3 separate regions of the Mus musculus genome follow, and all the other regions are linked to region 3. The links are chromatin loops, found by intact Hi-C in ENCODE. Cell type or tissue: heart. All regions are shown on one strand.

Region 1 (4,000 bases), 130 kb before region 3:
TAGTCGGTCATCACCGCAAAGAGAGGCCCATTGGACTTGCAAACTTTATATGCCCCAGTACAGGGGAACGCCAGGGCCAAAAAGGGGCAGTGGGTGGGTAGGGGATTGGGGGGGTGGGTATGGGGGACCTTTGGGATAGCATTGAAAATGTAAACGAGGAAAATACCTAATAAAAAAAATAAAGGAAAAAAATTAAAAAAAAAAGAAAACAACAACAACAAAAACAAAAACCCCAGCACATCTGTCTACACATTTATATCATCTTTGGTACCACGAATTTAAAATATATGGAAGGTGATTTAAATATAGGGAAGGTTGTACATAGATTATATACAAACTCTGTACTCATTTTACATACAGGACATACACATTTGCAGGTTTGGGCCTTGGAGGCAAGGAACCTGAAGCCAATCAATCATGGATCCTTAAGGAGGGATGTACAAATTTCTGAAGTGCCTCTGAGACTATTAGAGTCTCAGGATTCAATAGAAGACACAGGAAGAGTGAAGCAAACTCCATAATGAAAAGTAAAATATTCCGATGTTATCAGCTGCTCCCTTAGCCGCAGCCTGGCTTTACATTTCCAGCTGACTATCTTGCCTTCATCTTAAATACCTCCTTTACTTCAGGAAATCCGCTCTTTGATGCTTGACCGTAGGCCGGAAATCTTTCAGGTTTCAACAGCCACTAAAATTAAGTTTGTTGTTTTGAAGAGAGTTTTTGTGTGAATTTTCCAAGATGTGAAAAAAAAAATGCATCCTAAGGGATATTTTGTTTGGATTTGGAAGTAAGAGCTAAAGAATTAAACCTAGATCTAAAAAAAAAGTACTTTTTAACTTATTTCATCACTTTTAAGATAAAGAACATTTTCCTTAAAATGGCATTTCCTTGCTAACTTAAGCAGATATCTTTTAATGTTGAATTGCTATTCAAAACTCTCTGACAAAAATGTAATATATTACCATTTTCAGCAATGATCATCCATATAAAAAATATTTAAGCAACTCTATATTGCTAGCTGTCTGATTAAAAAAGTAAACTAAGATTTTTAATTAAAAAATGTTTCTAAAGAATTATTCCATTACTTCAGTTAAGAAAGGCTAAAATTTAAAGTCACCTAAAAGTCCAGTTTATTGATTTCCTTAGGTTACTTAAAAATAAACTTGAGCCTGTATTTTCTTAGCACAAAACAAAATATTGAACACTACCCTTCAGGCATCTGACCATACTTCAAATACTGATCTTATCACTGCTGGCAAATCAAACATTGTTGGACTTTAAAAGGAAGAAAGGAAAAAGCCTGGAGCCACTGGGAACCATCAGAGGTCAGGCTGTGGCTTTCAGGCAGGCCACACACACACACACACACACACACACACACACACACACACAGAGTAAGGACACTTGGCATCCATTTGACTTCTCTTTCACTAAGTAGGACTTAGAACATGGTACAGAAAGACCTTTATTCTGAAACTGACCATCTACTCCACTTGACATCTTCTTACATACTTGCAAACAGAAACCGGAATATTCTCATGTCTTGGCCATTGGAGTTCCATAAATCAACGTGATAAATCATAAAATTATTACATCAAAGATAATTGGAAACTGGCCAGGAGTTGGATGGGAATTTTCTCATGTGTTTCAAGTACTGGCTGTGTCCTTTCTATTTTTGTCATAAACTGAGACATGTAGTAGGAGTTGAAGACCCCCCCAACAGTACAAAGCACAGAACCCAGAGGAGCTTCTACTAACTAAATACCACCAGTTTGTTTGCATAAATGCCTCACTTTTTTTTCTCAAAAGACTTTTAGAATCTTTCACATCTCATCCTCAGAGGCCAGTGAATTTCTTAGAATAGAATCAGACATTTAACATCAAAATCTAGCAACGAAATTAGGGCTTTGGCCTGAAACACGTGTGACTACATCAGACAGGAGTCAGACTCCTGAGGTAGAGGCTGGCAGGCTGGCTGCAGGAAGGTTTAAAGTGATTGTTCATTTCTTCCTTAAAACGCGTCACACTTAAATCTTACGACTTTCATTTAGACTGAAATTTACAAGGATTCTCAACGCATCCTGTTTCCCAAATTCGGTGTTTTATTGAAGAGAAATAGGCATTATTTCAGGTCCTTCTTTCATAGTCCCTTTTATATTACTGGGGAAAATATTTCGACGTGATAAGCAAGAGTGCCCAGAACCCCATTGAAAGCGACTGGGTTTTGATTGTGAGGGGGTTTGGGTGCAGCGCAGGGAGAGGAATCTGCATACTGAGGAAACCTGACCAACCGACACAAGGGGGCAGGAAGCGCCCAGCCTAGGGTTTCAATCTGGTCTAGCTGAAAAGAGGTTTATCTAAACTCTTCTTTGCCCTCCGGGTATTTATCAATTCTCTCGGCGTGGAAAAAGAAAAACGGGGAAAAAAAGCTATGCTGCTGACAGCTGGGTTTAGCTTGTCCTTCGTCTAAATTCTGCAAGGTGAACTGAGCGTCTGCAGTGACAGCTCTCTAGCTAGGGGTAGTTTAGGACAGCCTGGGGCTACATTCTCTGGAACTTCTCTGGTGGGAGACTGGCGATTCTGATCAGACTGCATTTCTCACACACCCCAAATGCTTCTTTTCACTTTAACTCTGTGAACTTTGACTGCAAAGGAGGGGCTTGATTTAAAAAACAACAACAACCACCGCCACCAATCCGCCGGACAGGGTCCGTTTCGTAAAGCACGGGAAAATCAGCAAGGGCTTGGGTGGGGGTGGGAGTCGGGGCGGGGGTGGGGGCTTGTGGTGGTGACCCTGGTGGGTATTGCACCTGCTCTAGCTAGGTAGGTCTGGCTTTTAATCCCCTGTCTGTTTGAAAATCTCCAGTGCCTTCCCAAACTGCTCTGGGTTCCTTTTCAAACTCAACAACAAGGTGTGTTCAACTTTGTTCTTCACTCCCACCCTGGCTTTGGAAGTTTCGACAAGAGGTGGCCATCCCGGGAGAGATTTCAATGACCAAGGAACGGGACTGAGATGCATTAATAGATGCACTAATCTTTAGACCTGAAGACTTGAGTCCGTAGAGCCGCGCAGGCTGGTGGTTGAGCCGCAGCCCCAGGTCCGGGCAAGCAAGCTCAGGGCGCCCCTCCATTCCAACCAACCTGTTGCACCTCTCTCAGAGCAGCTCTGCGCAGTTTCCCCGCCTGGGAGCTGATTGACAGCAGTCACTACCCAACCCTGGACTCAGGGCCTCCTCCAGCGATCAGCGATTGGTCCCCTGAGAGAATTGGAGTTAGGGGTGCAAAGGGAGAGATTTTCCTCAAAGGACTCAAAGTTCCCGGGACCTGGGACGTAGGGACTCTCCTGACTGCTACACGCCCGGGACGCGCTGGAAGTGTTTAGTGCCTTGGATTGCGGCTCCAAGGAGGGACCGTGCGGTGCATTTGGCCATCCTCCTGGTCCAGCCCTGCCACTGGGAGGGCCCCGCAGGCACCGCGCCGAGTTCCCGGCCCTTCCCACCGTGCTCTCTAGGAGCCTGCAAAGTCTAGCTTTGCATACCCGCCGGGTGAACTGTCGGAACTCTAAGGCCGGCAGCCTGCATACCACAAGGGCTCCCGGGATGGCCAGCCGTGCGCGCAGGACAGCCAAGTTCTCCAGCTTCCAGCCGATACTCGCACAGTCGCCTAGGCTGCTGCTGCTGCTGCTGCTCCTGTCACTGGTAAGCTACGTCTCCACACAGGCTGCTGGCCCCGGTGCAGCACTTCAGTCCCTGGGTCTCTCCGGGACTTCGGGAGTCCCTACAGAGGAAGCTATAGTGGTGGCAAACCGCGGGCTCCGTGTGCCCTTCGGTCGCGAAGTCTGGCTGGATCCGTTGCGTGACTTGGTGCTGCAGGTGCAGCCAGGAGACCGCTGCACAGTGACCGTGTTAGACAACGACGCGCTGGCCCAGCGGCCGGGCCACTTGAGTCCCAAGCGTTTTGCGTGCGACTATGGCCCGGGTGAGGTGCGCTACTCGCACCT
Region 2 (4,000 bases), 630 kb before region 3:
AACCACAGCATTGATTTGCAGAGATTGTAAAGACCTTCATTCACTTTACCCACGTTAAATTCAATTTTGATCCTAATTCTGAGTTTCGGACAGGATTACCCCTATATCTTACTACTTTGTTTCTCTTAAGAGCTGGATGTTTCCTGGTTTACTGTCCAGATGAACAGAAGTAGGCGTTACAAATATAACTTTAAATAGCAAATCGTAACACCGTTAACATAACCGCCAACTCCTACTCTCGGTGTCTGAGTCTTTAAAAAAAAATCCTCTGCTAAATCTTTTATTCTTCCTAAAGAATTTTTAAGTACTTTGCATTGTGATGACTACGAGAGAAAAGCCAGCGAGCCTATGAACCTCGGTGGTTTATTTTATCACAGTTTTACAAATCTGTTCGAAGATTTCATTTTAAAGGCACAGTGACAGCGTTTTCTCTCTCTTCCCACTCGTTTGGCTTAGTAGCTTACTCCCTCCGTAAGTAACTTGATAACCTTTTATAGCAGCCAGCGGTATTTAATGATAATGCTCCCCTGGGAAAAACCGCAGTGGGCAGGGATACACCACAGTGGCTGGAGAACACTGGACACATGGTCTTTGGTCCCTCTGCCCAGCTCACCTCCACCCTCATGTCTCTATCTTTCTCTGTCTCTCTCTGGAGTCACAAAAGGCAGTTCGCAGCTGGAAACAACAAGTTGCGCCATGGATTCAAGCTATCTACTCAAGTAGCAAGCAGAGTCACTGGTTCAGCTGGAATCTCAGTTGCCAAGCGAACTAGGAACCCCCAAACCTGGTCCAACCACAAGCTTAAAAGTGCTTTTGCTGCTTGACAGAGGAAAATGACGCAGAGGGGAATGAACCCACTGAACAGCGGTCGCTGTCCTCCCTTCGTGCCCTCAGCTCGTTGGAGAGTCATAGAGCTCACCTTACGTGCCCAAGGACCATGTCATTTCCATCCTCTCCAAACGTCCAAACGCGCACGGGAGGTTGTACACAAGCACCGAGCTCCCCAGCACCGCGGGGATAAGGGCTGATCCTTTGTTTACCATGTAAATCACACCGGGGGTTCGCTCTTCGTCCTCACCCCTGCCTCACAACGCGATACAGAGAGAGCCTGGAAGCACCCCCAAACTCCCCCTTATCCCAGGTCATCCAAAGAAAGCTTCGCGAAAATCTTTCCCCGAACCTTAAAAAAGCAACCTTTTTAAAAAGAAGAAGAACCTTAAAAAGCTGCTGCACCCTGGTGACTCGCGTAAGCCCCCAGGGATACCCGCCTCCTAGCAGGGAGCCTGCTTCCCAGTCGGCTTAGGAAACTTAATCAGTATCCCAGATGTGAGGCCCGCGTCTGGAGCGCGGAGCCTGCACCCTCTCTTACCCGCAAAGTTGCAATCTGGTGGTTGAAGTGACCGAGGTGGGCTCGGCGAGCGCGCAGCACCAGTGCTGTGCCTGGTGCTAGCGCAGCTGGTCAGTTCCGATGGGGTTTCCGTAGTCGCTACCGAGTTTTTTGGAGCATTCCAAGGGGGAAAAAAACCCGCACGAAACCAGAGCCCACGCAGCTGGCACAGAACTGGGCGGAGTGAGGATGCTGGAGAGCCAGAGCAGGGGCGCGGGGGAGGGGCAGCCCAGGAGGGGGCGGGGTGCCCAGGACGACAGCCTCGCCCACCAGGCACTGATGCTCTCCCCACCTATACCCCCGGAAAAGTTGCGTTCCCAAGGTGGCCAAAGAGCAGCCTGGAGGACCGCCCCCACCCATCCTGGGTCTGCCCGAATGGATGCGCATCCCACGCACCTCCCTAGGAGCGGGTATAAAGGACCCACAAACACCTCAACGCGCCACCCGGGAGCATCTCTCCAGGTCAGTCAGCAAGCAGGGTGGCTCGCCATATGTCTGCTTGTCACTCAGCTAAGTGGTGGTCAGGACAGACCCGGAGGTCTTGGGTGTTTGGCATACACAGATCAGGGCTTGGTGTAGCCCAGGAGAAATGCAAAACTTCACTTGTCAACCGAACCCAACCCTGGAAAGCCCTGCTCCAACCATACTAAGCAGCTGGTCAAAGGATTGGAACAAATTGTCTCTCCCCCTACCCAGCCCTGGCAACTCTTGTAGCCGCCCTGGACTCCTGGCACCCCCTTCCCTGTCCTCAAGGTGTCACACTTGCCTTGCTAGTGCAGGGATGTGCTTGCCACTACCATCAACAATCCAGACAGTGGCAATAAATAAATGATAAGCCCCCAGCATCCCATCCACTCCTACCTGGCTCCCTCTAAACAACTGGCAATCAAGATTCCCACGTATTTAATCCCAAATTATGGGCCAGCGTAGGAGCTGGAGGTCCTGGTGGCTGCAGGTGGGCATGTTGGTGAACGACGGTGTCTGCCACCGGACTCAGCATCTCTAACTCTAATCTTGAGCTTCCAGATACAGCTTATCTCTTGGTGTAGTATTCATACACAAAAATAAGATCCAAGTACAGAGGTGGAAAAGTTCATGTAACTTGCCACACCTTTATTGTTCGTGATCTCAAGACCAAGGGACAAACTTAGCAGTGCGTTTGCCAAAAGGCTTCAGCCCCCTCCTACCTTCACTTCTCGGGTTTCTTTTTCAGAGCACAGGCGGTTGTGAGCTCCCCCCATCGCCTGTAAGCATCCCAGCAGCAAGATTTAATAGACTCAGGCTCACTCTGCGTTTCTGAACGTCAGATGAGTGAGGTGGGTTTTTTTTTTTTTCCGTTTCGTTTTTTTGTTTTTGTTTTTTAAGGGTAATTGCAGAGTAAGGAGGCTTTGTTGACTTTGGAGTGTACTCTTTGGAGTGAAGGTTTTGTTTTGTTGTTCTTTTCAAAATGCTGTTTGTAGTTGTCAAGTTTTCTTTCTCCTGAGCTAACTGCTCCTCTCATAGGTCAGCATGACCCCTAGAGTGATTTTGAGAGAGCACAGCCCACAGTCCGTCCCACAAAATACCGAGGCCTTTACAGTACACCAAACAAACCTGTACCAGAAAACTGGATGAGCAACAGAAGAACTCCATCCCTACCCCGAATCCCTCTACAGATCTCCATAAATGTGTGTCAACATCTTTCAAAGGTAGTTTTCTTGTCTTAGCATTAAACACTGGATTTTATAAAATATGCAAAACACATCACTCGGTAGACATGGAGATGAACTTTACAATAAATCTAAACCTACTTTCTACTGAAGAAGAAAAGAAGAAAAACACACATCGACATCTGTTTGGCGTGGTACAACTGAAACTACTTCTTTAAAAAAAAATTTCACAAAACCTGTTTTTCTTAATGATCAGTAAATGTATAAAAACCAAACCTGGAGCAGACATTGGTTGAAGAAGTGTTTCTGCTAAAATACAGGCTGTCATGAGTGTAGGTCCTTAAGACAGGTTTAAGGATGCTTGAAAAGGAACTCAACACTTGAGATCATCCACACAGCTCTCTTAGGGCTCTTACTTCTTCATAGCAGATACCATTTTTTATCATGATATCAGAGACAGATATTTTTTCTAGTCTTCCCTAATTTGTTATTCTTCCCATAAGAAAGGTGGATGTGAGTCCACAATAAAAACAAAATAGAAAAAAAAAAAAAAAAAAAAAGGAAAGCAAAAGCAAAACCTTGAGGACCACAAAACGCACACCAGCATCATCGGCGTTTGCTCCTAGCAGCCTGTGTTCCCTTGGAAGGAAGAGCAATGGACCACAAACCCTCCTCAGCAGCAGCGTGTGCAAGTCTGGATTGCCGTAGCTGTGCTTGTGATACATGAAATGATTGGTAATTATACAAAAAAAAAAAAAAAAAAAAAGGTAAGGCATTTAAACAGTCTGGTGAGAAGAAACCTGTAAGTCCTTAAGCTGCAGGTCAGTGGGGCCAAAGGAATCTACACTCAAGCAGATTTGTTTATTTGGAGTTTAGGTTTGTGTCTGATTCAAGGAAAGAAGAAGTTACTGTTGCCTTGAAATTAGCAACAGGAAGTAAACCAAGGAATGGCAGCGGTAAGGCA
Region 3 (4,000 bases):
GCTGAGGCAGGAGGATTGCCATGAGTATTAAGCTACATAGGATGTTCCCAAAAGTTAAATAATGAGAATTATACAGGATGCTATATTCCAATTATCTGATTGAGAAAAAACTTCCCTCTAGAGCAGTGTTCCAATAACATTTGATGGAGAGTATGTCAATATTGGCAAAAAAAAAAATTAAGCTATGTTTTTCCATTATAAATCCATGCCTAGGGCTGGTGAGATGGCTCAGTGGGTAAGAGCACCCGACTGCTCTTCCAAAGGTCAGGAGTTCAAATCCCAGCAACCACATGGTGGCTCACAACCATCCGTAACAAGATCTGACTCCCTCTTCTGGAGTGTCTGAAGACAGCTACAGTGTACTTACATATAATCAATAAATAAAATCTTTAAAAAAAAAAAAAAAAGAAAAGAAAACATTCACTGAATGTTGAATGTTTAAAAAAAAAAAAAAGAAAAGAAAACATTCACTGAATGTTGAATGTTTAAAAAAAAAAAAAAAAAAATCCATGCCTAAAGTCTAACATCTTAAAGTTAACTAAAGTCATGGAATGAAGCATGAATCTTAATCACCAGTGGCAGATAGGCTGACCAAGTCACTCTCCCAATAGCCAGAGTATCAAGTGCTTTTCAGAACTCATTGTTCAGTGGTTGTAATGATGGCTGCTCTTGGGGAAGAAAAAAAGGCATCCAAGGCATACAAGGCACGGATTCACCAGGCAGGGAAAATTGTTTGCATCCCATGTGTGAAAACCAAACAAGTTGCTTGTCTTGTGGCTGGTTCTTTGTCACTGTGTGTTTTTATTATGGGTTTATACTGTCTGTGTGTGATTTGGGGAGTTCGCTCTTAACTCTGTGGTAGTATGACATATCACAGCTCGGTTCTCATGACCTAAGTACAGGCCTAGTCCCTGTGTTGATTCTCTGACGGAGACCAGTTTCAACAGCCCGGTTGGAACTTCCAAGGAGAGTCAAGCTAACCATTTCCTCTTGCACAAAGAGGTGCTGCAATCATGATGCTGGTCCTTGGAGCATTTGGAGATTAAAATGCAGCCATTTTTGTTAGGCGGTTTTAGGACCTCTCTGCAGTGTGTCCAATGTAGTAATGTGTGGGAGAGATAAACACAGGCTAGAGACTAGGTTCTGACTTCCACCGGCTGCTCAGGAGGTTCAGAGAATTCTGCTGAGAGGGCTGCACTGAAGGAGAGATGGCTCTGTGGCTAAGAGCACTGGCTGCTCCCATATGGCTTCACTCAGAGCACTCACAAGTTGGCTCACAACTGTGTGTAGCTCCTGTACCAAGATACCTGAATGCCTTCTTCCGACTTCTGTGGGCACCAGCCATATACCATGTGGTACACATATGTAGATGCAGGCACTATATTATGCACTTAATATAAAAATACATTTTCAAATCTTTTGGTGAGCTCGCCTGAGTCCTTTTCGAGTTCCCTCTCCTGCTTCTTTTCTGTCCATCATCCATTCGCCCGTCAAACCACCTTGCATACACACAGATTCAATTATGAGAATAAAATAATAAAGCTGTTATTAATAACCAATACATTGTCTGAAATTCGGTAGGTACTTGACAGGGATTAATTTATCCTCCCGACTTCCCTTACCTCATCTGTTGACTACCAAAAGAAGGAAAATATGAAATTCTAAAACAGTTCATCTAATTATTTTGAAGACATTGGAACTGCACCATGTCATTGCTAAATATGCTTGGTTTTGCTTCTTTAATGTTCATCCTAGCTTCCTCTAAATGATTTAAAAATAAGTTTATAGATGCATTTTTGCATAAGAGTTCCAAACTTACGGTAGCAAATCATCCTCTGATGGAGATCAATAAAGTAGAATGTAGCTATATGTCTGGTTGATATCCCATAACAGAAGGGAGTGAAGCGCCAAAACCTGCAACTGACAAGATTCATTTCTAGTGTCAGAAGAGGCAAATTCAAGGAGTGCATCTGTGTTTGCCCCTCCGGTTCAAACTGGCGTGATGGCTGCCGGACTCCTTGCACATATAAAAAAAACTTTGAATTCTTCACTTAACTGGGTGAATTATGTGGTATGAGACCTGTATCTTGATAAAACTGCTCAAAAGTAAAAAGGACTTACTTTGCTGAAAATAGTGTTATTTTAAGGAACTCTGGCGCACGTCCCTGTTGCATGTGCGCACTGGGAGAAGTGAAGGGATGCTTGCCGTGCTGAGAAAGGCTGTTGTTTATTCTGTGCACTAATGGCACAAAATCTGGCGTCGGCATAAGTGGGCTGATTTGGTTAACGCTGCTGCAAATGGTTCAATTGTTTTAGGTCCTCAACCTCGTGCAGTCCTACGTGACCCTTCGAGTTCCTCTGTACGTTTCCTACGTGTTCCACTCCCCCGTGGGCGTGGGCGGCTGGCAGCATTTCGACTTGAAGTCAGAGCTCCGACTCACATTCGTGTACGACACTGCCATCTTGTGGAACCATGGGATCGGCAGCCCCCCGGAAGCTGAGCTGCAAGGTGGGTGGCTGTGGCTCCCAAAGCATCTTTCCTACCTGTGGTAATTACTCAGAATGATAATTTTGTTTTTATTTCAGGTAAAAATTAGGGGGGGGCACCTTTCGATATCGTTATTTTTATATTCTCTAATAACGTGACGTTTTAAAACCTTTGTCAAGCCCGGCGTGGTGGCGCACGCCTTTAATCCCAACACTCGGGAGGCAGAGGCAGGATGATTTCTGAGTTCAAGGCCAGCCTGGTCTACAACGTGAGTTCCAGGACAGCCAGGGCTACACAGAGAAACCCTGTCTCGAAAAACCGAAGTGGGGGGGGGGGACCCTTTGTCAAGGAAAGATCATATCAATGCTTCAAACTTTGCATGATGTTTGACTGTGAAATTTAACATCTTTGTTTCAGGCATACAGTCTATTGCATGTGACTAATTGTTTATATTTTACATAGGCCAATCCATAGAGCTTTCTGGTTTGTACTAAATAGAGGAATTCCAGTTGTGAAAGTTGGGAATAAAATCCGGGGGAAAGTTGCACATTTTGCTTCTGAAATGAGAGGATCACTTTAAAGTCCAATGATAAACCCTGTCCTGGGTGCCAGTTCTGACTCTACAACTGATTCGTTGTGATCCGCGTAACCTCAAGCACACTGCTTAAACTTGAGGTTTGAATTTCTTCTGAAGGACAGTCCAAGCTTCAGTCGCTTTCTGGTTAAAACGCCATCATTCCGTGATATCATAGACAAATGCCATAGAACACTGGCACAGAGAGCTCCTGACTCTAAGCCCTTCAGCATCTGCAGAGCTGTTGGTACCCAGGTGGGAATCGGGAAGTACAGAAGCTATCTAGGCATGTAGCTCGCATCTGTAATCCCAGCACTTAAGAGGATGACGCAGGAGGGTCGCTGTGGGTCTGAGGACAGCCTGGGCTGTGTAGTAAGACTGACTCTCAGATGATGATGGTGGTGGTGGTGATAAAGTTTTTGCAAGCAAAGTGCACACGTGTCTAGATGACCCACAAAAAGAATTCATGCTTTTTCCTCTCGGGCTCACATTCCTCTGCTGAGTCTCTGAACATCTATATCACAGCAACTTGACACATTGACAGCCAGGAAGACAGGACCAATTGATAGCATACCTGAAGTATAATTCCATCATATAGGACAGATTAAAATTCCCTTCGAGCAATGAGGAAAACACAGTGACCATCCTGGACGGTCGATGCAGACTGCCTCAAGGGATTTAACTCCACATTGTATCTTAGAAGATACACAGAAAAAAATGAATATTTTCATTTCTCTTCTAGGTGAAGAAGGGGGTTGGGAGGACCTTACCAGGCTGACTGTGTAGCCCAGGCTAGCCTCACCAGGCTGACTGTGTAGCCCAGGCTAGCCTCAAACTCTCTCTCTCTCTCTCCTACCCACACACTTCAGTGCTGTACAAGGGTGGTCGTTGAGAATCATCAGTTTTCTTTAAGCCCGCACAATTCCGCAGTTGTTCTG

The links. Hi-C counts contacts between places; a loop is a spot of excess contacts. Peaks named below come from ENCODE experiments on the same cell type or tissue, not always from the same donor. Only the 100,000 strongest peaks of a DNase experiment are listed, where the experiment ranks them.
Region 1: it touches region 3 in a loop (11-fold over the local background); 13 of 42 quality-filtered maps call a loop at or near these places.
Region 2: it touches region 3 in a loop (4-fold over the local background); 9 of 42 quality-filtered maps call a loop at or near these places.

The regions. Positions count from the first base shown.
Region 1 is chr3:53,656,684-53,660,683 of GRCm38, reverse strand. It overlaps Frem2 (Fras1 related extracellular matrix protein 2), which reads left to right and starts at 3,329. Exons shown (of 24, transcript NM_172862.3): 1 at 3,329-4,000. The coding sequence starts at 3,600. In heart, a CTCF peak has its summit at 2,304 (motif pointing right); a DNase peak (open chromatin) is centred at 3,233; H3K4me3 peaks cover 2,074 bases; H3K27ac peaks cover 1,890 bases.
Region 2 is chr3:54,153,629-54,157,628 of GRCm38, reverse strand. It overlaps Trpc4 (transient receptor potential cation channel, subfamily C, member 4), which reads right to left and starts at 1,572. Exons shown (of 11, transcript NM_016984.3): 1 at 1,370-1,572. In heart, a CTCF peak has its summit at 2,130; no DNase peak of the experiment used is centred here; H3K4me3 peaks cover 2,557 bases; H3K27ac peaks cover 240 bases; H3K27me3 peaks cover 1,685 bases.
Region 3 is chr3:53,524,268-53,528,267 of GRCm38, reverse strand. Frem2 (Fras1 related extracellular matrix protein 2) reads left to right here. Exons shown (of 24, transcript NM_172862.3): 17 at 2,317-2,509. Among named protein-coding and RNA genes, the nearest start is that of Stoml3, 38 kb to the right of the region's middle. In heart, a CTCF peak has its summit at 2,463 (motif pointing left); no DNase peak of the experiment used is centred here; H3K4me3 peaks cover 514 bases.